Regions from separate parts of the Homo sapiens genome. Here region 2 is linked to region 1. Evidence: chromatin loops called from intact Hi-C (ENCODE). Cell type or tissue: adrenal gland. All regions are shown on one strand. Each heading gives the region's core, and the rest is flanking DNA. Links, peaks and the distances in the headings are about the cores only.

Evidence for each region. A loop is a pair of places that touch in the nucleus more often than their neighbours do. Peaks named below come from ENCODE experiments on the same cell type or tissue, not always from the same donor. Only the 100,000 strongest peaks of a DNase experiment are listed, where the experiment ranks them.
Region 2: a loop joins it to region 1, with 2.6 times the contacts of the local background. A loop is called at or near these places in 89 of 110 quality-filtered maps.

The regions. Positions count from the first base shown.
Region 1 is chr1:3,482,751-3,494,903 of GRCh38, forward strand. MEGF6 (multiple EGF like domains 6) reads right to left here. Exons shown (of 37, transcript NM_001409.4): 31 at 11,863-11,991; 32 at 11,621-11,749; 33 at 11,246-11,374; 34 at 11,021-11,149; 35 at 9,889-10,017; 36 at 8,162-8,209; 37 at 5,201-7,839. The coding sequence ends at 7,778. Among named protein-coding and RNA genes, the nearest start is that of ARHGEF16, 34 kb to the left of the region's middle. RefSeq lists enhancers at 345-1,180, 1,181-2,015, 8,870-9,395, 9,396-9,920 and silencers at 8,551-8,600, 8,621-8,750. In adrenal gland, for the core only: a CTCF peak has its summit at 8,632 (motif pointing right); a DNase peak (open chromatin) is centred at 8,651; H3K27me3 peaks cover 804 bases.
Region 2 is chr1:3,594,758-3,606,910 of GRCh38, forward strand. MEGF6 (multiple EGF like domains 6) reads right to left here. Exons shown (of 37, transcript NM_001409.4): 2 at 7,709-7,843; 3 at 581-690. Among named protein-coding and RNA genes, the nearest start is that of MEGF6, 11 kb to the right of the region's middle. RefSeq lists an enhancer at 1,825-2,721. In adrenal gland, for the core only: no CTCF peak of the experiment used is centred there; a DNase peak (open chromatin) is centred at 4,734; H3K27me3 peaks cover 432 bases.

The sequences.
Region 1 (12,153 bases), core at 3,865-11,864:
GGGCGAGACCTATGGGCAGGAGGGGCGTCAGGAGAGGGGGCCACAGGCTTGTGTAGCCCCGTCCCCAGCACCAGTGCCAGCTCACGCCCGTCCGAGGGCCCCTGCTCAGCCTGGGGTGCCGCCTTCACTGGCCCAGGTGCTATGGCCCCCTCAGCAGGACAGAGCCAGCCTGGACCCCCAGGACGATCACCCCCTCCCCGGGGTCTTCTTGCTCACTCTCCTCATGGAACCTCAGCCTGTCCCGTACTTCCAGTGTTGGGGTCCAGGGACACTTCCCCGCCCACAGTCAGATAATAGGGCTCCTGCGGGGGCTCTGCCACACGGGCTCAGCTGGAGAGGGGTCCCAGGAGACAGACAGGGCTTACCTTGCTCAGCCCTCCTGTGCAGCCACATAGCCTGGGTAGCTCTCTGGCTGCACAGACCCTCCTGTTGCAGGGGGTGAAACTGAGGCCCAAAGACCCTCTTCCCACTGCAGGGGGCTATCAGGGCTCTAAAGACACCCGTCTAGCCAACAAGGCCTGTGCCCCGAGTAGGTTGCCAGGGTGCCCACAGTGCTTGGTGTCCCAGCCCATCCTTCAGGCCATTGTTGGCCTGGGGTGCTGTGGGGGCTGTGTGGATGCAGGGCAGTGGGAGGGGGCTGCTGCTGAGGCCTTGCGCCCAAGCCCTGTCCCCAAGGCCACCCTGGGCAGGATAGCCCAGGCCGAGGGCTGGGGTTCATCTTGGCAAACTTCAGTGCCCAGCCCTGGGCGGGCACAGAGTGGACACTGCTGGGTCCAGACAGGCACCACCTAACCTTTCCTGCGGCCAGGGGAGCAAGGGGGGTGTGGTTCACAGGAGCACAGAAGCCACGCGGGAGTGGCCGCCCCAGCTAGGCCGGGACAGCCATCAGACTCGACAGGCCACCGGTCCCTCCGTCCAGCCAGAGATGGGACAGGCCACCAGTCCCTCTGTCCAGGCACGGAGTTGGGTCTGTCACCTTGCAGGTCCAGAGCCCCACCGTGAGCACATCCCTCCATCCCACCCCCGTGTCCCCGCCACCCCGTCCGGTGTGCCATGTGTATCCTCAGCCCACAGAGCCCCTGCTGCTGTCCTGTGACCGGGAATTTGTACACAGGGTGCGCACTCACATGACCTCATCCTAGTTCCTGCTGTTGCCCAACCACGTTTTAGGATCTATCTGAGCGGCTCTGCTCATCTTTCCCCTCCGGAACATTCCAGAACATGCCCCACCCTGGCGGTGTCCTCTGCAGGGACTCCCCTTCCCCAGCCTGCCGCACACCTTCCTCTCACGCCACCTGGTGTCTGGCAGAGGCACTGCTGGCCGGGCCCCGGGGCCTCCGATGACCGGACTGCCGCCGGCTCCAGGGCTGGCCCTGGGACCCCGGCGGTTCATGGGGGGTCCTCACCCCACATTTACTCAGAGCCCTTGGCCTCCAACTTTTGCTGGTGGGCGTAAGCCGTAGACCGGTGTTTTGATGTGCAGATCTCTGGTCTTCGCGAGATGGGCCTTCTCCGTACACTTGGCCTTGGCTGTGGGGTCTCCGTGAATTCTGCCCATCTCCTCCCCTCTCCGGCTCGGCTCGGTCCTCCCTTCTCCGGCTCGGCTCGGTCCTCCTCTGGCTCGGCTCGGTCCTCCTCTCTCTAGCTCAGCTCTGCCATTCTTGACCCCAGACCTTTGTCCATTTCAGACATGGCAGGTTGCCCACCAGATGCCACCTGTGGGCTCTGTCGCTGGGCCTTTCCAGCAAACTGGAATGCATCTGACATAGCTGGGAAGTGACATTTTTTCATGTCACATTTGCCTTCCAGTTGTCATTTGTCAGGCCTTTTGAGGTCTTTATAAACTGTATCAGAAGAATTGAAAGAATCCAGAAATTCTTTCGCCAGATACATTCCCGTAGATTTCCAGGTTTTATTGCCATGTTGAACGGTGTCTTATTTTGTAGTTTTCTTGTCAGTTATTGTTGGTGTTGAAGCACTATCGATGTTATAGGTTTTATACATGTTGTACATTTTCCATGCTTTATAGGATTTTATTGCCAACCTTGCTGAATCCTTATCATCAGCTATAGCAATGTCTGTTAGCCCTTTGGGGTTTTCCGTGGAGATAATCCTGTCCCCTGAGAACCACGGCAGGTGTGTCTTCCCCTGAGATCCTTATACCTCAGTTGCTTCTCCTCATCTGAAGATACTGCCTGCTGGGGCGGTGGGGGGCAGTGAGGCTGATGCAGGCATCTTCTGATTTGACTTTATTCACTCCTGTGACGACACTCACCGCGCTCTACCCAGGTCCGGTTCCAGGTGGTCCAGGTATACAGCGAAGCCCCTGCCTCCCGAGTTTGTGCTCTGATGGGGAAGGCCTAGCACAGACATGGGATGTCACGGCAGGGCTCTGAAGAGCAGAAGGCTGGGAGGAGGTATAGCAGGACCAGACGACTGTCACCCCAGTGGGCACGGCAGGCCCCGCTGGGCGGCATCTTTTGCACAGACCTGAATTCATCGGTTTCTCCCCTGAACATGACTCTTGCACCTAACCACTATCAAAAGAGGTCCTTTCTCAGGTTTCCAAGAATGCCTATCCCAAACAGGCATTGAACTCTGTCCAACGTTCTTCCTGCTGCCATCAATACAGTCATCTGATTTCTCTTCTCACCCAAATGCACCGACGCATTTTCTGATGTGAAACCGTCCTTGCATTCGATCCAGTCCATTCGGTCAGGCCAGTGTTCTTGGTAAAATACTCTTATTTGGATAGCTAATATTTGATCTAGGATTTTTGCCTACATGGAATGAGTCTGCAGTTACTTTACTTGTTACTGTCCTCTCTTGGTTTTAGAGCCAAGTTTCCGCTGCCTTTGTGGGATGAGGTGAGCTGTTTTTCCTCCATTTAAAATTTCTGGGCCAGGTGCAGTGGCTCACGCCTGTAATCCCAGCACTTTGGGAGGCCGAGGCGGGCGGATCATGAGGTCAAGAGATCGAGACCATCCTGGCTAACACAGTGAAACCCCGTCTCTACTAAAAATAAAAAAAAGTTAGCTGGGCGTGGTGGCGGGCACCTGTAGTCCCAGCTACTCAAGAGGCTGAGGCAGGAGAATGGCATGAACCCGGGAGGCGGAGCCTGCAGTGAGCTAAGATCGAGCCACTGCACTCCAGCCTGGGCGACAGAGCGAGACTCTGTCTCAAAAAAAAAAAAAAAAAAAAAAAAAAAAAAAAAAAAATTTCTGGAACGAGTCCTGGTTGACAAATGTATGGTATACACCTGGTGTAACCATGCATGCTACAGCTGTGCCAGGATTCCTGGGGCTGAGCGGAGGGAAGGAGCGGCTCTCCCACGGCTCTTCGCCTCTTCTTAGGCCACTGCCTGATTCGCATTTTTAACCTCCGTTTACACCAGTCTCGGCATTTTTCCCCCAGTTTATCATTTTTCTAAGTGTTTTCCAAGTTATTGGTACATAGCTGCTCATAATTTTTATACCTTCTTCTCTATTGTGTTTGTAGTTAACTCTTGTGTATTTTTTTCTCTCGTGTTTAAAAAATCAGTCTTGCAAGGTGCTTTCTTGCTTCTTAGTCTTCAAAGAAGGAAATTTCGGTTTTCTTAAGCGTTCCATTATTCTGCACCTGCTGAATGTAAAGTTTATACACAGAAATGTAAGTGTGAGTATCACTTATCATCAGAGAAATGTGAATTAAAGCCACGAGGCCGAGTGCAGTGGTTCGCACCTGTAATCCCAGCACTTTGGAAAGCTGAGGCAGTCAGATCACATGAGCTCAGGAGTTCGAGACCAGCCTGGGCAACATGGCAAAATCCCATCTCTACAAAAAGAAAATACAAAAATTAGCTGGGCGTGGTGGCTTGCACCTGTAGTTAGCTTCCTGGGAGGCTAAAGTGGGAGGATTGCTTGAACCCTGGAAGCGGAGGTTGCAGTGAGTCGAGATGGCGCCACTGCACTCCAACACGGGTGGCAGAGTGAGACCCTGTCTCAAAAAATAAAAATAAAAATAAAACCACAATGAGATATCATCTCACACCGTCAGAATGGCTATTATTAAAAAGTCAAAAATATAACATGTTGAGGATGCAGACAAAAGGGAATGCATATACACTGTTGGTGGGAATGTGAACTCACTTAGCCTGTATGGAAAATGTTATGGTTTTTCTCAAAGAACTAAAAATGGAACTCCCATTCCATCCAGCAATCACACCACAGGGCACCTGCACAAATGAAAGGAATTCATTATATCAAAAAGATGCTCACACTTATGTGTTTATCACAGCACTGTTCACACGAGCAAAGATATGGAATTAACCTGTGTCCATCAGTGGATGACTGGATAAAGATGTGTGTGGAGGTGTGTGTGTGTGCACGCATGTGTGAGTTTTACATATCATATATATATATATATATATATATATATATATATATATATATCTGCATTCCATGTAGTACGGACATGCAGTATTGCATGCACACACACCATGGACGACTACTCAGCCATAAAGAAGAATGAAATCATGACTGTTCCAGCAACATGGATGGAACTGAAGACCACTATCTTAGGTGAAATAACTCAGAAACAAAGTCAAATACTGCATGCTCTCCCTTATATGTGGGAGCTAAATAACGTGTACAGACAGACAGAGAGGGGAATAACAGACATTGGAGACTGGAAGGGTGGGAGGGTGGCAGGGAGGGATGAGAAATTACTTCATGGGCAGAATGTACACTACTCAGTAATGGTAACACTAAAGCCCAGACTCTTCCACCATATGCTATGTCCATGTAACAAAACTGCATGTGTACCCTGTAATTTTATAAATGTTGTTAAGCTGAAAAGGTGTGTGTATGTGAACACAGTAAACATGTAAGTATAAACACAGATGTACCGTGTGTGTGCAAGCTTATTCAGGTTACCATTGCTATGTCTTACTTGCTTAAACTATTGGTTTTTGTAAAGTGCACGTTCAAATCACCCATGACAGCTATTTCTACCTGCTCTATCCATCACTGCTGGATGAATGTTCGAGCCTCATTGTTGGGTGCGTGTATGTGTATGTATATTTACAGACTGTTACGATGCTTCTTACCCTGAAATATTCAAACGCCTGCCCTAATTCTCCTTTGGTTTACTCTGCATGTCTGTGTTTCTACCCTTTGAAGCATGTCTTTTATAGTAAAAATACTATTTAGTATATTTTTAATGCAGTCTAGTCTGTTTTTAATGATGTTTTTAATTGACAATAATTGTAGATATTCATCGGATACACAGTGATGTTTTGATACATGGGATGTCTAGTGATCAAATCAGGGTAATGAGCATATCATCATCTCAAGCGTTTATTATGTGTGTTGAGAATGTTCAATATCCTCCTTCTTGCTGCTTGAAACTATATAATATATGGTCAGGAGTTTGTTTTTCCGTCGTCATTTGTAACCGTTAACATTAGGATCTGTGAGCGTGTTTTCTAGTTATTCTGCTTTATTTTCCTCTGCTCCTGACCGCCGTTGGATAGCTGAGATTTCCTCCGGATGGGCAGAAGCTCGGCCTGCCTTATGGCTTCCGTAGCTGAACACTGTGTCTTCACTGAGCGGGATGAGTGATTGGTACCTGCCAGGCCCCCCGTCCACACCCTCACACCATGCTGAGACTGTCGGGGGTTCCCATTGGGGAGTAATGGTGATATTCTGACTCTCTGAATTCCTAGGCCATTTGGGAACTGTGGTGACTGAATATCTCAGAGCACCCTCCTGGCTTCTTTCTCTTCTGGCTGGAGAACGTCTCTAAGAGCATTTTAAAATCAGGCTTTTCTGTAGAAAAATGGCCGAGGCCTTGAAGGCCTAAGAATAACATGGACTTTGCATGCCTTTGATAGTTTAGCTGGATGTAAAATTCAGCCTTCAAATATTTCCTTCAAACTCTGAGGATGGAACATCACAGTTTTCTGGCTCTCCGTGTTTCTCACGTATAGTCTGAGGTCAATTTGATTCCCATTCTTTTTTCTCTGGGACTTTAGAATTTATCTTTGACATTGATGTTCTTCAAGGTCTTATGGCTTTTTTATGTTATTTTTCCACCTTGTGCATTTCCAGGCTGACTGAGATCATTCACCTTTAGATCTGAGAACGTCTTGGTCGTCGTTGCTTCATGTCAATGACTTCTTACTTTTGTATTTTGCAGTTAGATGGATGTGAATGAACACCTCCCTTACCCATTTCCATTCATCTATCTCTGTACGTTGTCTCTCTTTACGCCTCCCTGCTATTCCTGGGAGAATCTCCTGAGCTGTATCCACTCACCCCATCTGCTGGATGCTTCATTTCAAGGTATGCGTTTTCCACACTCCGTCTGCACCCCAGTCCGTCTCTCTCTGGCTGCTGCTTCTGCATCCCCACCATCCTGCCCTCCCTTATCACTGTTCTACTTTAAAGTCTCCCCACAGCGGTCCATTCATCAGCTTCCTCTGTGACAGCTCCCTTGCTGTCTGTGAGCAACCAAGCTCACTGGACTCCTCCTCCTCCTGCTGGTGAAATTGTCTGCCCTGGGGCCTCAGCTACCTTGGCTGGTTTTAGGGTGATGGGGGCGGCAGCCCAGACCCTAAGGGGGCCTTCTTAAGGGAGAGAGAGTCCTATGTTGCGGTGTGAGTGCAGCCCTCTCCATTGGCCACCCCACTCTGCAGAGGAGCCCCCAGCCACCACCTCTACCCTCTGCCTCTTCCTTCCACTCTGGGCCCTTCTTCCAGGAGAAGTCAGCCTCAGCCCATGAGTGCCAGGTGCTCGGGAGGGCTGGTCTGTCCTCACCCAGGGAGTCCCTGCCCCTGCGATGCTGCCCTCCCCCCACTGCTGATGCTCAGGTAGGGGTGGGTGGGGTGAGCCCAAGGGAGTTCGGCCTCAGTCCAGGTTGCCCCTCCACACCAGCCCTCCTCCCCCTGGGCCATTCTCTGGGAACAGCCAGTCTCTGGGTCTCAGCGGTAATGAATGCAGCCCCAGCGTTCTCCTCAATAGCACTGGGAACTGAGATGAGTCCCAACTTCTTCACTTGTGTGGCACCCCCACCCCTGCAAAGGGCCCCGGGTGCACTGGGAGGTCCCTGGGTGCACCGTTATGCTGGCCGGGCCCCAGGGAGGAGCCCACACAGAGTCCACGTAACACAGCAAACACACAGGCCACGAGGAGGTTGCCTGCTCCTTTACCTTCCTAGGTTTACATGGTACCGGAGCCAGCAGCCTGGTGAGCCCGCAGGAGCCTGCAGACCTGAATCAGGGTTTCTGGGGATTGGGCAGGAGATGACAGGCAGCTTCCAGCTGATCCCAGGGCTGCAGCGGGCATGTGCAGTGGCCCATAAATACCTTTACATAAATACGGGCTGGGCGACTTCCAGTCCCAGGGCCTAGCACCAAAAAGCCTGCCTGGAGGACAGTGGCCCTGTGCCTGCACCTGCGCCTGCACCCACACTGGCGCCCACACCTGTCCTCAGTCCAACTCAGAGCCGCGGGGAGAGCGGGACTTCCTCAGCCCAGGCCCAGAGCGTGCCCCTGGGTTCTGCAGAGCCAGGCCAGGAGGCGCCTCTCTTCCAGCGGCCATGCGAGGCTTCCCTCCTCAAGGCCACACCAGCCTCCAAGAGCGACAGGTTGCTGGGCTGTCCACAGCCCTCCACGGCCCTCAAAGGAAGGGCAGTACCAGGAGCTCTGGGCCCGTGAAGTGTCCTTCTCAGTGGTCACCAAAGGCCAGGGTCCCCTCTGGCTGGGACTGGAGAGGCGGGCTCCACGGGACTGCCTCTACTAGTGCCTCGCTGGTCCACCGCTCCGGGATGTGGGTCTGCTGGAGGCGGGCAGTGTGCCCGCTGGGGAAAAGGAGAAAAGAGGGCCAGTCCAGGGTGGGGCGGGTGCTCCCAGAACAGACTGGGTTCTGGGTTGGCACCTCTCCCTCCCACCCCTCCCTTCAGCAGCTCAGCCCAGCAGGTGGGTGGGGCCCACCCATCCTTCCCAGCCTGTCCTTCCCAGCTCTGGCCCCAGCCTTGGTCTCTGAGCTCCAGATTCCTGGGGCCCAAGGCCCCGGGTGCAGCTGCTGCCCTGTGGGGCCCAGATTATACTTAAGCACTCTTCGTTGACTTTGCCATAACCCACCCTCCTGGCAAGCCCACGGGCATTCCCCACACCCCTTACCTGAGCCCTGGGCTAAGGACGGGTTCTCGGGGAGCCGGAGGGGCCCACCTGGAGGGGAGAGAGAGCAGGCCATGTTAGTACCCCCAGCCTTGAGTGAGCCACAGTAATGGCAGCAAGGCGTGACCCCATCCAGGCCTTCAGGGACCTCCACTTCCCCCGCACAGTCTCCTTCCCTTCTCAGTCCTTTGCACTCGGGGAAGGAACGGGGGCGGGAGCTGGGGGGGGGGGCTCTCCCTCTCCCCATAGGAAAGCTCTCAGCCCCTCCAAGCCTCTACTACCCGCGACATCAGGGGCTTTACCGAACGCCAAGCCAAGTCCACTCCAGGGGAGGGCGCAGGACCCAGGACTCCCCACGCCCAGCAACACACTGCCCATGGGGCCCCAGGCTCCTGAGGCCTCCAGCTCAATGTCAAGGCACTGCCCCCGGCACCCGGCACCCAGCGCAGGTGCCGGCAGCCGGCGGTGCAGTACCACAGATGACCACTAGATGCCGCTGCCGGGCAGCCTTTTGTCCCTGCACCAGCGCACAGGCTGCTGCCCCGCCCCTCCTCTCCTCGCCCCGCCCCGCTCCACCGAGATGGGGGCTCCCCTGTCTTAAGGCTCTGAACAATCTGCAGCCAGGACTGCCTTAGAAAGGCACAAACAGATGCACACATACACAAAGTCAAGACTATTTGGGGGCCTCCAAGCGGAGGACCCCAAGTGTGAAATCCCCAGTTAGCCAAAAAGCAGAGCCTGCAGCCTGGCGCCCGGCCTTTGCCCCGCCCACATGTCTTGCCCCGCACAGGCCCCAAGCCTGCCTCCCACTTCCCTCTGCAGAGACAACCTTTCCCAACACCGCTGGGGGGTACACGGTGCGGGGGTGGGGGGGGGGGTGCGGGCAGCAAAGTCTGGGCTGGCCAGAGGGGTGGGGGCATCCCAAAAGCACTGCCTGCAGGCAGAGAGCACATTCCAGGACAGCCTCAGGGTCCTGAAGGTGGTGCTAAGGAGCCACCCTCACACAGGTGCTGGAGCACGCTCACACATGCCCGGCACACACGCCTGTGCCCCCTGCCGCACATGCATGCACTATTGCGCAGACGCACTGGCTACATTCACACACTGATGCACACGTAACACACAGGCACTGGCACGCACAGGTGCCTGCTGCCTGTGCAGGACTGCGTGCGTGGACTGGCACGCACAGGTGCCTGCTGCCCGTGCAGGACTGCGTGCGTGGACTGGCACACACTGGGTGCCACACACATGTACTGGCACACATGCACACACACCCTGCTGTACGCACTGTTGCACGTGCGTGCACAGACACACCCTCACACCCTGGTGCACGTGTATGGGGGGCAGGAGGGGCAGGGATGGCCAGCGTCCATCCACACTGTGGATGGTCCAGCCCAGCCATGGGGTCATGACCCTCTTCAGGCCCCCGGTGCAGTTTGCAGCCCACCCTTGCAGCTGTTGGGGCTGGGAAAGATGGGCTGTTTCCAGCTGGCAGCATGGCCCACCCCTGTCCCCTGGTTAAGTGACTGTGAAGCTCACACTCCACCCATCAGAAGCCAAGTGACACTCTGGGTACCGGGTGGGGACAGATGACATTCGCTATGTCTGAATAGCCATAGGGTGACCCGGCCAACTCCGCAGTGGGTGAGAGAGGGATCCTCTGCCAGGGTGGAGCTGAGGCTGATTGGGGGATGGTGCCTTCCCGCCCTTCCCCAGGAAGCCCAGCTCACCTTCCCGGCACGTGGGCCCCATGTAGCCATCCACACAGTGACACTGCCCACTGACAGGGTCGCAGTCAGCCCCACCCCCGCAGTCACAGTGCAGGGTGCAGCTGGGCCCAAACTGGCCCCTTCTGCAATCTGCAAGGCGGAGGGGGCGGGAGACAAACCTGAGCATCATCCTTGCCTTCCCCGCGCCAAGGAGCCTGGGCCTAGGGGCCCGCGGCAGAGCCCAGGTGGAGTGAAGCCTTCTGCCTGGGTGTGTGCGGGAGCTAAGACCTTGGGCCTCGGTTTCCCCTGAGGAGTAAACAGTCCCTGCCCTGCCTTCCTCAGCTACATTCTGCAGCCAGTGAGCTCCTGCATGAGAAAGCCCAGGCCCCAGGCACACGTCCAGAGTCACCACCGAGTTCCTGCCCCGCCCCAGGAGGGCAAACAGGAGCCAGTGTTCAGGGATGCCCCCTCAGGGCACAACAGGCCTGAGAGCCACAAGGCCAGGTAAGCAGCCCCAGCAGGTGAGCCCCTCCTATCCTCAGGTGGGTCCCTCCTATCCTCAGGTGAGCCCCTGCTATCCTCAGGTGAGCCCCTCCTATCCTCAGGTGGGTCCCTCCTATCCTCAGGTGAGCCCCTCCTATCCTCAGGTGAGCCCCTCTTATCCTCAGGTGAGCCCCTCCTATCCTCAGGTGGGTCCCTCCTATCCTCAGGTGAGCCCCTGCTATCCTCAGGTGAGCCCCTCCTATCCTCAGGTGGGTCCCTCCTATCCTCAGGTGAGACCCTCCTATCCTCAGGTGGGGCCCTCTGGGCTGGAGGGGCCACAGCCCCCTTGATGTCCCCCAGTCCACAGCTGGCAGATCAGGGAAGTCTTTCCACCCAACCAGAGCCCCCTCCCATGACCATGGCCTTCCTGGGACGTTGTGGGGGCCACACGGCAGGGCCTGGCCTAAGGCTCCAGCAGGAGGGCCATGCTTGGTACCGCATGTCCCAGCAGCTGACTCCAGCCCCCCCAGGGGGCACAGTCCAGGTGCAGAGGCAACAAGAGGGGTTGGTGGCCAGCCCAGGACTGGCACAGGTAGGGCCCAACCAATCAATATTGGTCACTGATGGAGACCCACACCCACGCCCTTCCTGGGCAGGACCCCAGACTCACCCAGGTTACAGGTGGCTCCTGAGCGCCCTGGTGGGCAAAGGCAGAGACCGGTGACAGGGTCACAGGGTGCCCCCCCGTCACAGTCACAGCGCTGGTGGCAGCCCTCTCCAAATGAACCTGGCTCACACCCTGGTGGGGGCAGTGGGCTCAGTGTCCCCCTCCTGTCCTGCACCCAGACGGGACGGGGCCAGGGAGCGGGGGTTCAGGGAGGCACCAAGCACTCACCCCTCTCACAGAAGTGGCCGTGGAAGCCGGCAGGGCAGAGGCATCGGCCACTGATGGGGTCGCAGGGGGCTCCATGTTGACACCAGCACAACCCCTGGCAGCCAGCCCCGTGGAAGCCAGGGGGACAGGCTGAAGGACGCCGGTTACCACGAGACAAGGGCACACGGTGGCAGAAATGTCCAGTTTGCCCAGAGTGAGTAAAACCCGCCAATCCAGGGGCCCGAGAAAAGCCCCCTCCTGCCCGTCCTCGTCCCTCCCCACTGCTGCTGGCTCCCCACCTCCCCACCACTTCACTGCTGCCTGGATCACCCACACGGGAGGAGTGGACAGTGGCTCAAAGGGGCCCCAGCCCAGCTGCACAGGCCCCCAACTCACGGTGCTCGCAGGCCTGGCCATAGAAGCCGGGGCCGCAGCGGCAGGTGCCCGTGGCAGGCTCACACGTGCTGTTGTTGTGGCAGGAGCACTCCAGATGGCAGGCGGCTCCGTAGCGCCCAGGGGGACAGGCTGGGGACAGGGCAGGGTGGGCAGTCCTTCGGCACCAGCCTTGCCCAGCCCTATGGCAGCCCAGGGCACCTCCCTGAGGGGATGCTGGGGTCCCGCTGGCCCCGCACACTCACCCAGCTCGCAGTGCCGCCCCGTCCAGCCCAGGCCACAGGAGCAGCTGCCGTTGCTGGCGTGGCACAGGCCCCCATTTCTGCAGGAGCAGGTGTGCTCGCAGCCCACGCCAAACCGGTTCTGGGGGCAGCCTGGAGACAGAAGGCAGGTGCTGCCTGGAGCTCTGGCCGAGGGCTGGGCTCCCTCTGGGGATATGTCCCCACAGGCTGACAGTCACTCGGTAAATGCTTCCTGAGGCCCATCAGTGCCAGTCTCTGCCTGCTGGGCGGGCACATGCCAGGGAGTGGCACCAG
Region 2 (12,153 bases), core at 1,701-9,700, 110 kb after region 1:
CCTGGGCCCCCATCTCTGAGCCCCAGCACATCAGCACCTGCCCGGGTCAGGTCGTATGCAGCACGGGCCTCTCCAATTGTGCTGGCTACATAACGGAGAGAGGAAGGAGCGGCTCCCTTACACCCACTGAAGCTGAGGCCCGCCACCCGGCCCGGATTGGCCTTGGGAGAACACGGTATAGGGAAACAGGGCAGGGAGAGGGACTCAGGGAGCTGGGGGTGAGCGTGGTGTGGCAGGTAAACCCCGAACTAGGCTCAGGAGTCCATGAACCACAGACACCAATGCATGGCCCCAGGAAACCCTCAGACACCCTGCCAATGGCAGGCTCCTGTCCTCCGGCAGAGCCAGCAAAGTGGACTGACCCCACCCGGCCCCAGCTCTCTCTTTCCGCAGCTCTGCCAGCCTCGCTGACGTCGCTTTTGCAGCCTTTGGCAAACGGCGTTGCTGAGCGAGTGTTCCCTGAGTCTCTCGTGTTGCTGGGGAAGGGCGATCCCCACCAGGCCCGGGGCAGATTCATGGCTCTGCTGAGTCCTCTGGGGTGGAGGTGGAGGGAGGGCGGGGAGGCGCAGGCGGCACTCACCCGAGAGGCAGCCCTCCTCGTCGGGCTGCTGCATCCACCCTCGGCAGCACCTGAGCACGGTCCGGGCCTCCGTGGTATACACCTGCCTGTAGCCCATGTAGTAGACGGTTCTAGAAAGAAAGAGAGAAGGGAAGTGCTTACCGTCGCGGGACTGGCTGTATTCGGCTCTCACTGCACCCCTGGGGAGACTGACTCTGCGTCAGCCGGGTTCCCGGCGGCACAGGCTGCAGCACCAAGGTTCCTGGGTGGGGTGGCTGATGCCAATGCCCAGCCAGGTTCTTCTGAACGAGGGGGCAGCATGGAGGCAGCAGGGGCCATGCTGGAGCCAGCGACAGTGGCCTCGTGCTGCATGCAACCCGGGAACACGCTACCTCACTGCCCCTGCCTGGCCCCCTCCCTCCCGACGGTGGTCCTGGCTCCAGGCTGGCGTTGGGACGCACATCTCACCGCTCACTCGGCTCTCAGTACCAGGCAGGTCTGTGAGCATCTCGGGGAGTTGGAAGTGCCCAGCCCTGGAGCCAGAATGGCTTCTGGGATGAGCCAAGTGGGCCCATGGTGCCCGGGACCGGGTGGGCTGTGCCAGGCAGGGGAGGTGCCAGTTCAAACTCCATATTTTGAGTCCATCAGTGAAGCAGACGGCCCCAGTAGGAGCCCCACACACAGGTGCAATGGCCACTGCCCCCTACACCTAGGAGGACAAAGCTGAGCTGGGGAGACAGAGGAGACCTGGAGGAAGCAGTTAGGGGAGCAGCAGGAGGACCTGTGTGGGCCCAGGTCAGAGAGGAGGCACCATGGCGGGCAGGCAGGGAGGGCTTCCCGGAGGCAGTGTGGCCAGGGCAGCCTTGGTTCACAGGCTGGCTCCTGCTCAGATGGGACGGGCTGCGGCTGTCACTAAGGCTGAGCAGAAAATGGTAAGGCCCCCCAGGAGACGGCAGTGTCCTGCTGGGAATGGGCAGCCCGATCTGGCCAGCCTGAGAAGGTGCCCACAGCCAGAGAGACCCCAGCTACCCAGAGGACATGACGTCCCCCTCCCCAAGTCCAGACGCTGCCTCAGGCCACCAGCACCGTGCAGTCCACAAAGCCCGGCCACCTCAGGGCACCCTGCGCCATCCCCTGCCAAGCCCCCATCTCCACCCCAGGGCACCCCGCGCCATCCCCTGCCCAGCCCCCGTCTCCACCCCAGGGCACCCCGCGCCATCCCCTGCCCAGCCCCCGTCTCCACCCCAGGGCACCCCGCGCCATCCCCTGCCCAGCCCCCGTCTCCACCCCAGGGCACCCTGCGCCATCCCCTGCCCAGCCCCCGTCTCCACCCCAGGGCACCCTGCGCCATCCCCTGCCCAGACCCTGTCTCCACCCCAGGGCACCCCGCGCCATCCCCTGCCCAGCCCCCGTCTCCACCCTGCTCCTACAGGCATCACCAGCCCCCACGCATGGGAAGTCTTGGCAGAGCATTTGGCAAGGGGCCTGCCTCTCCCACTCTGGAACTCACCCTGAGTGGGACAGCTACAAACCTAGAGCAGAGGGAAGGTGGGAGGTGGGGGCACCCCAGCCCACAGCCCCAGCAAGCCTCCCACCATCACAGCCCCATCCCGGGGCTCGTAAGTCTCAGTTCCTCCTTGTCTGGGCCTCTTCCAACTCGAGCTGCCCCCAACAGGCCGCCAACCACCCGCTCCATGCCCCCTAAAGTGAAAGACCCTTGGAGAGGGCTGGTCGGCCCGCGGACCCCGCAGCCCCTGTGAGGACCGCCCACTCATTGCCCTGCAGCCACCAGCAGCTCACACAGCTCCACTGCCACCAGGGAGCTGGTTCACGCAGGGCTGGGGTCATCAGGGGAATGAGGCCTTGGCCACACGGATGCCTACTCCTCTGCCTTCTGGAAGGTTCGCTGCCTCTCGAGGAAGCTCCTTTCCTGCTTCCCCAGAGCATGGGTCACATGAGCCCCAGGATCCGCCTGCCCACCCTGCCGTCCTTCCTCGGGAAGCCGCCCTGACGCCTGGGTCCTCACCCCTCCACTGCCCAAACAGCCTCCACCCTCACTCTAGCAAGGACTACTAGCAAGACAGACGGCCACCTGTGCCACCTGCCCACCCTGACGCCCTGTCTCCCGCTGCTTGTTCTGCAGTGACTAATGTCCCCACAAACTCAGGTCCACCCGGCTGTGACCTTACTTCTTGGAAATAGGGTCTCTGCTTCACCTGCAGTCAAGTTAACATGAGGTCATTCACAGTGGATGGGGGACCCTAATCCAGTGACGGGCGCCCTTATAAGAAGAGGGAAATTTGGACGCAGGCACAGGGGATGGCTGTGTGAACAGGAAGGCAGAGACGGAAGTGGCGGCCACAAGCCAAGGCACTCCCAGACAGCCGGCAGCAGAAGCTGGGGGCTGTGACAGACGCCCCCTCAGAGCCCCTGCAGGGGCCCAGCCTGCCCACACCTTGATCTCGGACTTCCGGCCTCTGAAGCTGGGAGAGAATAAAGCCCTGCTGTTTTGAAGCCACCTGGTTTGTCGGGGCTCACTGCAGCAGTGGCAGGAAACTCTTGCACAGCTCACCGCGTGGTACCTGCCCAGGGGTCCCAAGGCTCTGAGGCCTTTGTGTTTGCAAGGACAACTGCTCACGTGCATGTGAGCAGCGGGAGGATGGAGACAGAGGCAGAGAGGGACAGAGGCAAGACAGAGAGACATAGAAAGAGAAATCGAAGGAGTAGAAGATGCGCCCGCCCCGGGCCTGCCCTGCAGCCTGCAGACCCCACAGCCAGCCACCCTCCCCCATCTCTGCCGCTGTCTGCAGGGGCGGTGACCAGGGGCCCAGCCAACAGCCTGGGATCAAGGGCCCTTGAGCCTCTGGGAGTGGCCAAGGCAGCCGGGCTGCCGTCTCTGGGTAACAAAACACCCCCAGCTTGCCGGGGCTGCTGCATGGGAAGCCGGAGGTGGGCCCTGGGGACCCTGATCCAACAAACAAGCGGGGCCAGTGGCCGGCCGGCGGGCGGGCCGCTTCCCGGAAGCACGTGCTCATGCACGCGCACTGCACAGAGACGCTCTGGGAGCGCCTTGCAAACCCCGTCTTGGCAGGACATGAAACCACTTGCCCGGACAGAAACCGACCACCACGGCGAACAATATTTGGCAGAGCTGAGAGTGTTTGGGCCTGTGCGTGGTAAATATTTATCCCCTCTCCCAGGCTGCAGCAGTGCCGGGCTACGTGCTGCTTCCCTGGGCCGCTGACCACCCCCTCCATCCCCCCAAAAGGGAATGACCCTTGCAGTCCCTGCAGCCCCGTGAAGACCAGCCCTCCGTTCTCCTGCAGCCAGCACCAGCCCACACGGGCTCCAACGCTGGGGAGCTGGTTCACGCAGGGCGGGGGTCGTCATGGTAACGAGCCCCCCCCCCCCCCCCGGGGCCCACTCCTCTGCCTTCTGCAGCCACCAGCTCACAGTGGAGGCCACGGCTCAGGGAGTGTGGGCCTGGCAGGAGGGACCTGAGCGGCAGCTCCACCCTCAGAGCCCCTCCCCCACCCCTTCCTTCTCAGGGACCTTGCTCTGCAGAGCGCGGGAGCCCCTTTATTCAAAGGGCCCCCGGCCGGGTTTGTCAGGGAAGTACCCACTGAGGGGGCTGAAGGCAAGACCCCTGAATACCCGGGCGCCCTCTCAGCTGTACTCACAGCCTCACCTACTCTGGGCCGGGCCGGGCTGGAGCACCCATCACCCCGCGGCCCTGCCTGAGGCAGGCAGCAGGCTCCACAGCCCAGAAGCCAGACGAGGGGCTGACGCCTGCTGCCCTTCTGACCGCAGCCACCACAACACCACAACACAGCCACTGCGGGGCCAGCCTGGGGAGGGGGCTCATCTAATCCTCACCGCTGCTGTGAGCCAGGTGGGGAAACTGAGGCTTTGGCGGGTTCCCACCCTACTGGGTCTCATCCAGCCTGCTGGCCTCCCCCCCAGAGCTCAGGAGAGGAGGTGTCTCCTTGTCTGTCCAGGGCAGGAGGGTGACCCTGCACCAGGCAAGCCAGGGTGCCCTCGGGCTGTGGGGTGAGCAGCTGCTGCCTCTCGCCCTCGGCTCTCAGCCACCCTGCATCCTGCTCCAACCAACTGGAGAATTACCAGTGGAAAAGAATCACCACAGAAAGAGAAGGCCAGAAGCCAAGCCCTCGGGGACACTGTCCTGACAATGAGGCCCCAACAACCTGGCACAGGCACACTGCAGGCACAGCTGGACATTCAGAGCCACATGTGGCACCCTTCAGGCCTGGGCAGGGTGCCTGCCGCCAAGCCTAGCTGTGGCCTCACAGCCCGAGTCACCAGTCACCCAGTCGTGTGACGGTGGAGGGCCTGGCGGCAGTCTCGGCCCGGCTGGCGAGGTGGCAGATGGAGGTGCGTAGAGGCTGAGGGGCGTGCGTGGTGCCCTGCCGGCCAGCACTCATGCTTGCTCCTCACTCCAGGGCCTGAGGAAGCCCAGGCCAGCCCCTGACCCTGCCCTGCTGGGGCTGTTCTGCGCGTGGGCACCCCGTTTCTGTGCCCCGTTTCTGGGCTGTGCCAGGCAGCCCAGAAAGGGTTAGGCTCTGACAGGCACGACCCCAGGCCCAGGAAATACTGTCAGCTCAGTTCACGGGTGAGAAAAAGGAGGCTGACGTCGCCAGGCTGGTAGGGGTGGAACCAGCGATGAAACCACGAGCCTCCCATGGCACCAGCTCACCCTTGAGTCACCCCTCAGTGCCACAGTGCTGTGGGGTCCCGCCTCAGCTGCCCCGGCCTGGGCTGCAGCGCCAGGAGCCTGCCCAGCCCTTCCCTGCATCTCCCCAGCCCGGGCTGCCTTCCCTGCATCTCCCCAGAACCCAGGGGCCTCAAATGCTCAGTGCCCCGGCTGAATGGTGGCCAAGCCAATGAGCAGCGCTGCCCTTGCTGAGCCCAGCCACACATACCCAGGTATCTGCTGTGTGGCAGAGCTGTCCCTGTGGGCACAGGAGGAGTGGCCTGTGCCCACCTCCACGATGGCACCCAGAGCCCAGCTGGGATGCTGGGGTCCCCACCAGTTCCACAGTGAGTTGGGAACCTGGTCATAAGCACTGGGGGCTCGAGGGCAAATGGGCAAGGGCTCAGGGTTAGGGACGGGGACTCCTGATGGCAGAGGAGGAGAAGCAATGCTCTGAAGGAGGACAGGCGGGAGCTGGAGGGCGGGGAACAGGGCTGGCTCCTGGGAGGGATGAAGGGAGCAAGCCTCAGGCCGGTGCTCCAGGCACCACCCAAAGTCTTGCCGCGTGGAGTGATATCTGGACCTGGCATCTGAGGAGACTCCCCCGAGGCTGCACAGCTGGATTCAGCCTCCAGCAGCTTGGGAGGGGACACAAATTGGAAACGTGGGATTTGGGAGCACCCTGTGCCCACGAACAGCCCCAGAAGCATCCCAAAGGGACAGGGGCCCAGGCCACATGTCACCACCTCACTTGGGGCTGGTTCCAGTAGAGCACACAGGACGCCCATCCCCCCGGCACCAGGGTGGTAAGAAGCCTCTGGTTCCCCCAGGAGCGGGGGCCAGGTGAGAACAGCCCAGGGTCCTCGGAGGTGGACCTCGGCCCCTCCCCCATGACAAGCCCAGGACCTTGAGGCAGAATGGCCACCTTTCGGGAGGGAGGGTTGGTGAAGAGGCCCGGACACCCTGCATTGGGTAATGCCGGGAGGGGATCCCCTGCCAGTGCCCCCCCCTCCAAGCAGGGGGACTTTGTCCACGGCTGCCCCCAGTGCCCTGCCAGGAGGCTGAGGACCCCGGCACATCGGCAATGCTGCTCCCACCCTGCCTTCAGGCTAGCCTAGAGACCACAATGGAGAAATCATGCCCCCATAGCGAGGGGACTTCCTCAGCCCGGCCACCAGCACTCTCTCCAGCCCTGGGCTCAGATGGCTTCTGGCTGCTTCTAGAAACAGAGCTCTTCCACCACGAGCTGTTGGCGGGAGACCTGGCTGATGCAAACAAATTCCCGCAGGGAAATCCACCTGCATCCATGCACGCATGACATCCACAGGGCAGGCCCGCATCCACGCATGGGTGACAGTCAGGACAGACTGCAAGCTGCTATTTTGGGGAAAACAATGAGAGGAGATTTCTTCTTTTTGCTCAGGGTCCCTGAACCTCAGCCCTCCTGAGATCTCTTGTTTTGGGGGCTCAGGATCCCTGAACCTCAGCCCTCCTGGTACTGGGCCGGGTCGTCTGTTCGGGGGGTCGTCCTGTGTGCTGAGATGCTCAGCAGCATCCCTGGCCCCCTCAGCCTGCCCAGCTCACCTGTCACCAAACCTGACTCCACATCTCCACTGTCCCGGGGTAGGAAGACAGAACTGCCCCTGAGTGAGAACCACCATTATTGCTTAACGGTTTTTTTCTCCTCTACTCTGAACACATCTGAATTGCGCAGCAAACACACATTGACCAGAAAGCTGCCAGAGCCCCCTGGAGCAGGTACAGCAGGTGCAGGTGTCCCGCGTGGACCCCATGCCCAAGGGAGCAGCGCAGAGCAGGGCCTCGGCTCCTCCGCAGATCCCAGGCTGAGAAGCTAGCCACGATCTTCTCTGAGAATGCGTTCCTGCCTTCCCTCCCACAGACACACGGAAACTCTCCACCTGACACGGGGGCTGCCAGCTCCCGGCACAACCCGCTTTGCGGCAGGGCTGGCTCTGCAGAGCCTGAGTCTATAAAAGGGGGAGAGGTGTGCACAGGCACTCAAGTTCGGTGTTGAAATAAAATCTTGCGCAGTAAAAAGTTTCACGTGTGTTGGGGAACAAGGCCCTAGGGCCAAGAAGCAGCAGCCTCCCACCGGGCCCCTGGCAGGCTGAGACCACTCTCCCCTTCCTGCGTGGCCAGCATCCTCCCGGGCTGGGCCCCTCCTCCTCCACACACCCCTCACAAAGGACTCAGGTGCTCGGCTAAACAGGAGAGGGCTACAGCATGTGAGTAGCCCCATGGCAGACCCACCCTGAGGGTGGGAGAGGCCTCATGCTCAGATGAGGGCTTCAGGCAGGGGTTGCGTGTGGCCCTGAGACCAGGACGGGGTCCTGGCCTCAGCTGCCCAGCTCCCGGGTGGTCAGTGCCGCCCTTTGTGTGAATGGAGCCCCTCCCCCAACACGGGCCCCTGCACTTACCTCCGCTCATGACCCACGCACCACGCCTGCCACCCACAGCCGGCCTTCCACACCGGCACCGTGTGGCTTAAGGCCTGCACGCACGGCTGGCGGCGGCCCACCAGGGTCAGCTCCTGCTCAGCACACACGTGGGGCCTGGAACAGAGACACGGAGAGTCAGCGCCTCGGCCACCCCCAGCCGGCAACACCCACCCCTCCTGCACCCCCAGCCTTGGGTGTCAGCTCATCTGGAGTGAGGTCCAGACCCGTGGCCAGGCCTCCACGGCACAGTGCCCATGCCAGTGCCCCAGGCCAGCCGTGGGACCCAGGCTTGAGGGCACAGGAGCTCAGGGGAAAAGGCAAGATGACCGCAACATCCCCCACGCATGGCCCACAGCGTGGATCCTAGTGCCCTAAGACCTTGCAACACAGCCACCAACGACGCTGCCTCAACAGACAGGAACTGTGGCCTCAAGGCACAGTCACACCTCGTCCAGAATCCAGGACCAAGCGCGGGCCCATTCTGTCCTCTCCACCCCAGCCCTCCCCACCTCGCTTCAGAGATGTCCCCAGGCCTGATGTTGCTGGGGCACATGGCTGGGGTGAACCCGGGCCCATCCCCTGTGAAGTCAGCGGCTCCCCGGCATCCTATGACCCACACTGGTGAGTGTTTGCTCTTGGAGGAGGAGGTGAAAACCCCAGCCCCATCCCTGCCAAACTCCTTCAGGTCCCTCCAAGGCCTCTCCAGCCCAGAGGCTGCATAAACCAGGGGAGGGGGCATGCCAGGGACAGGCACCTTAAGCCAGCCATCCAGACCCCACCGGGCTCGGAGCAGGTGGAGAAAGGACTCAGGCCCTGCGGGGGGAAGGGTCAGAGGGAGGGACCCTCCAAAGACAGCCACACGGGCCAGCACCCCCAGAGCAGGGGCTCGCCCCTGGCCTGCCCTGACCGAGGGGTGAGGCGGGCTCCCTCCACAGAGGCAAATTCGGGGGGAGAGGACAAGGCTCCAGTGCTCGTGTCCCACTACGTCAGGTGACGTCTGGGGGGCCTCAGAGGAAAGAAGAGGCTTGTCCTGCTCTCCCAGCTCTGGACTTGCTCCCCAGAACCAGGGCCAGGCATACCTGGTGCGGGCCGGTGTCTCCCCTCCAGCCTCAGGTGCAGCAAGCCTGGCAGATCCCACCAGAGCCCCTCCCACCTCCTGGGGGCAAGCAGGTGGCATGGGTTCCCCCAGCCTCCTCATCAGAGGTCCCCACCCCACCGGGAATATTGTCCAGGCTCGGTACCGCCCTCCGCCCAGGCCTTGCCAGGAGCTCCTAACCAGCCGCCGCCCCGTGGGCCGGACCCTGGCTCAGCACTCAGAGACTGCCCGCCCCGTCCAGCCACCCTGGCCCCAGGCCAGCCGCCCCCAGATGGAGGCTCTTGCAATGGAGGACTTATTTTTCCTCTTTCCTGGGGCTCGTGCTGTGTGGGAAGCCCTGTGTCCCCTCTGACTTCAGCCCACCCCCTTGTGCTGAACAAATCCAGAAAGCACAGACCCAACATAGCGATGGCAAAAACTGAGAGGGGCAAATGGCAGGGCCTCACCAGCCGGGACAGCAGGGGCTCCACCAGGCTGCTGTGGCACCCAGAGGAGGGACCCTGGCCTCCAGCTGCCCACCCACGAAGGGGCAGACGAAGGCTGGGACCAGAGTCCAGCTCCAGGTCTCCAGTCAAGTCCGAGAGGGGCTGGGGCTGCTGCTGGACATGTCCTGCCCATGACCTCCTGCCGAGAGGTTCTGCCCACACTCTCCCGCAGTTTCCCAAACGTCCCATCCCAGGGCTGAGGCTTGCCCACCCGAGGTAGCGTTGATTCCTGGAGTCCAGGCCCAGGTGACTGCAGGGTGGGGCACAAGGCAGGGCACGAGGCAGGGCAGAGCTCCTCCTGGCCATAAGCAGGGTCCAGGTTCCCCACCAACTCCCAGACAGACCGGCAGCTGCAGCCGAGAAGCCTCCGCAGCAATGGGGACCCTCCAGCTAGGCGGGATCAGCTGCACGAACCCAGGGCAGGTGGAAAGGCTCTGCCATTGCCTCTTCCTGCACCAGGAAGACAACTCTCACCTGGGTGGAGAGCGAGACTTCCAAAATCCCCGACTATTTCTACCTGGGAGCTGGGGAAGAGGTGACTCGTTCAGGAGTGCCTCCTCCGTGCCCAGCACCAGGTCCTTTCCTGACATTACATCATCGAATCTCTCCCCTCCCAGGGAGGAAGTGACAGTGACCCCCTGATCTGCTCAAGATCACCAGCTAATGGTGATGACTAAGGGCCAGGTCTCTCCCACCTTCCCCCAGCACTGTTGGGCCTCTGTGTCCTAAGGGCCACGGATCCCAGAGTGAGAATAGGGGAGGGGGCAGGACCAGAGGTTGGATCAGGGACAGAGGGTCACGTCTCCAGGGAGAGCCCTCCTCAGCCTCCCTGGGGCTGGGTCCTGACCTCATTCCTGACCCCCAGACTACAGCACCCATGGGGGATGGTCTCACAGCCCCCAGGGCCACTGCCCCACCCCACCCTGCTGTGACCCAAGGCTGACCTCTGTGGATCACATCCTCCCAGCACCTGCACACACACAAACACACACCCTCACACTCACACTCTCAGTCACACACAAACTCACACTCAATCACACACATTCACAACCACTCATACACACACCCACACACAGTCACACACTCACAGTCACATACACCCTTACTCATACTCAGTCACACACACCCACACACACAGTCACACACACTTTACATGGACTCGAACACAATCACACTAACAGAAGGCACTCACACATACTCTCACACCCACACAATCACACAAACGCAATCACACACATTCACATTCATATGCATGCTTACACACTCAACATGCTCATACACTCACGCACGTTCACACACACTCAATCACACTCACTACCATACCCACAATTACATACACACAACTCACAATCACTTTCACACTCAAAATCACACACCCTCATACACACATATGCTTACCTATACACACATATACACAATTACACACATACACACACAATCACACACATACACATTCACACTCACACACAATCACACATATTCTCATACACTCATACACTCACATACACACACATACACTCATACAATGACACACACACAATCACATACATACTCATGCACACGCACACTTCTGTACTCTCACGCATGCAAGCTCACAAACTCACACACACTCGCACACACATATGCACTCTCAAACTCCCATTCACACACACTCACAGATACACACACAGGCACACACACTCACTTACACACTTTGCCTTCTGGCTGCCAGGTGGGTTTAGTCAATGGGAGGACCAGGAAGAGATGTGGAAGAGGCACTGGGGTGTGGCCCTCCTGTCAGGGGCGGAGGCCGTGCCCACTCTCTCCAGGTTCCAGGACCCGGCCCCCACCCAAGGGATGGCCTTGGCTCCACGGTGGCACCCCCGTGCTTCCTGCGCCCCTTCATGAAGATCCCTCCCCAACCCCTCCCGGGACAGTGCCACCCTGTCCTCCTCCTACTGACAGATACTCTGTCCCCCTGAAACTTCAAAAATTCACACTTTCATGTAACAGTGTCAAATTTGGGATCAGAGACAGGTGTTTTAAAGAACTAGCACATCTTGGAGGGCAGAACTCGTGATGAACGCACCCACCCCACCAACCATCGGGCTCTAGGGCTGCAAAGCGTCATGCAGTGGTTCTCAAAGTGGGGTCCCCCGGCCAGGACCAGCAGCCTCTCCTGGGAACCTGCAGAAATGCACACTCCTGGGCCCCACCCTGGACCACTGAATCCAGGACTCTGGGGGTGGGGCCCAGCATTCCTCGGGGTGGGAAGGATTGCGTGTGTTTGCCCAAGCCCACCAGGGGATGCTGGAGCACACTCAAGCTTGTAACCCCAGGCCTAGCGGTTTGAAGCAAGGTCTCACCGCCAAGCAGCCTGGGTTTGAATCTCAGCTCCCCACGCCCCATCTTTAAGACGCGCAGGTTACTGAACCTCTGCCTCAGTTTCCTCACCTGTAAAATGAGGACTCACAGCAGTGACCTTGCCAGGTTTGCATGAGGGTTAGATGAGCCTGCACAGAAAAGGGCTCCCGACAGCCCTCAGGAGGTGTGAGCTAGTGTTACTGCAGATACTGGGACTGTTTATTCCGGAAAAAGTGTCACTTGTACCTGGAAAGTGGGCCATAGGAACTGCTACAGGCATTGAACGCTTTTGCCGTCCCTGTGCCTTGCAACGCACTTACCCACGGCGAGCCCTGGGCACAGGTGACCTTGAACTCCTTGCCATAAAAAAACGGAAGCCGGGGGGAATAGGCCAATGATCCCTGAGCTTCTGGGCTACAGGGTCCAGCCCCTGACTCTGTGATGGCCCCTGTGCTGAGGGCAGCCACTGTGAAGGGACTCTGTCACCATCTCAGGATGGA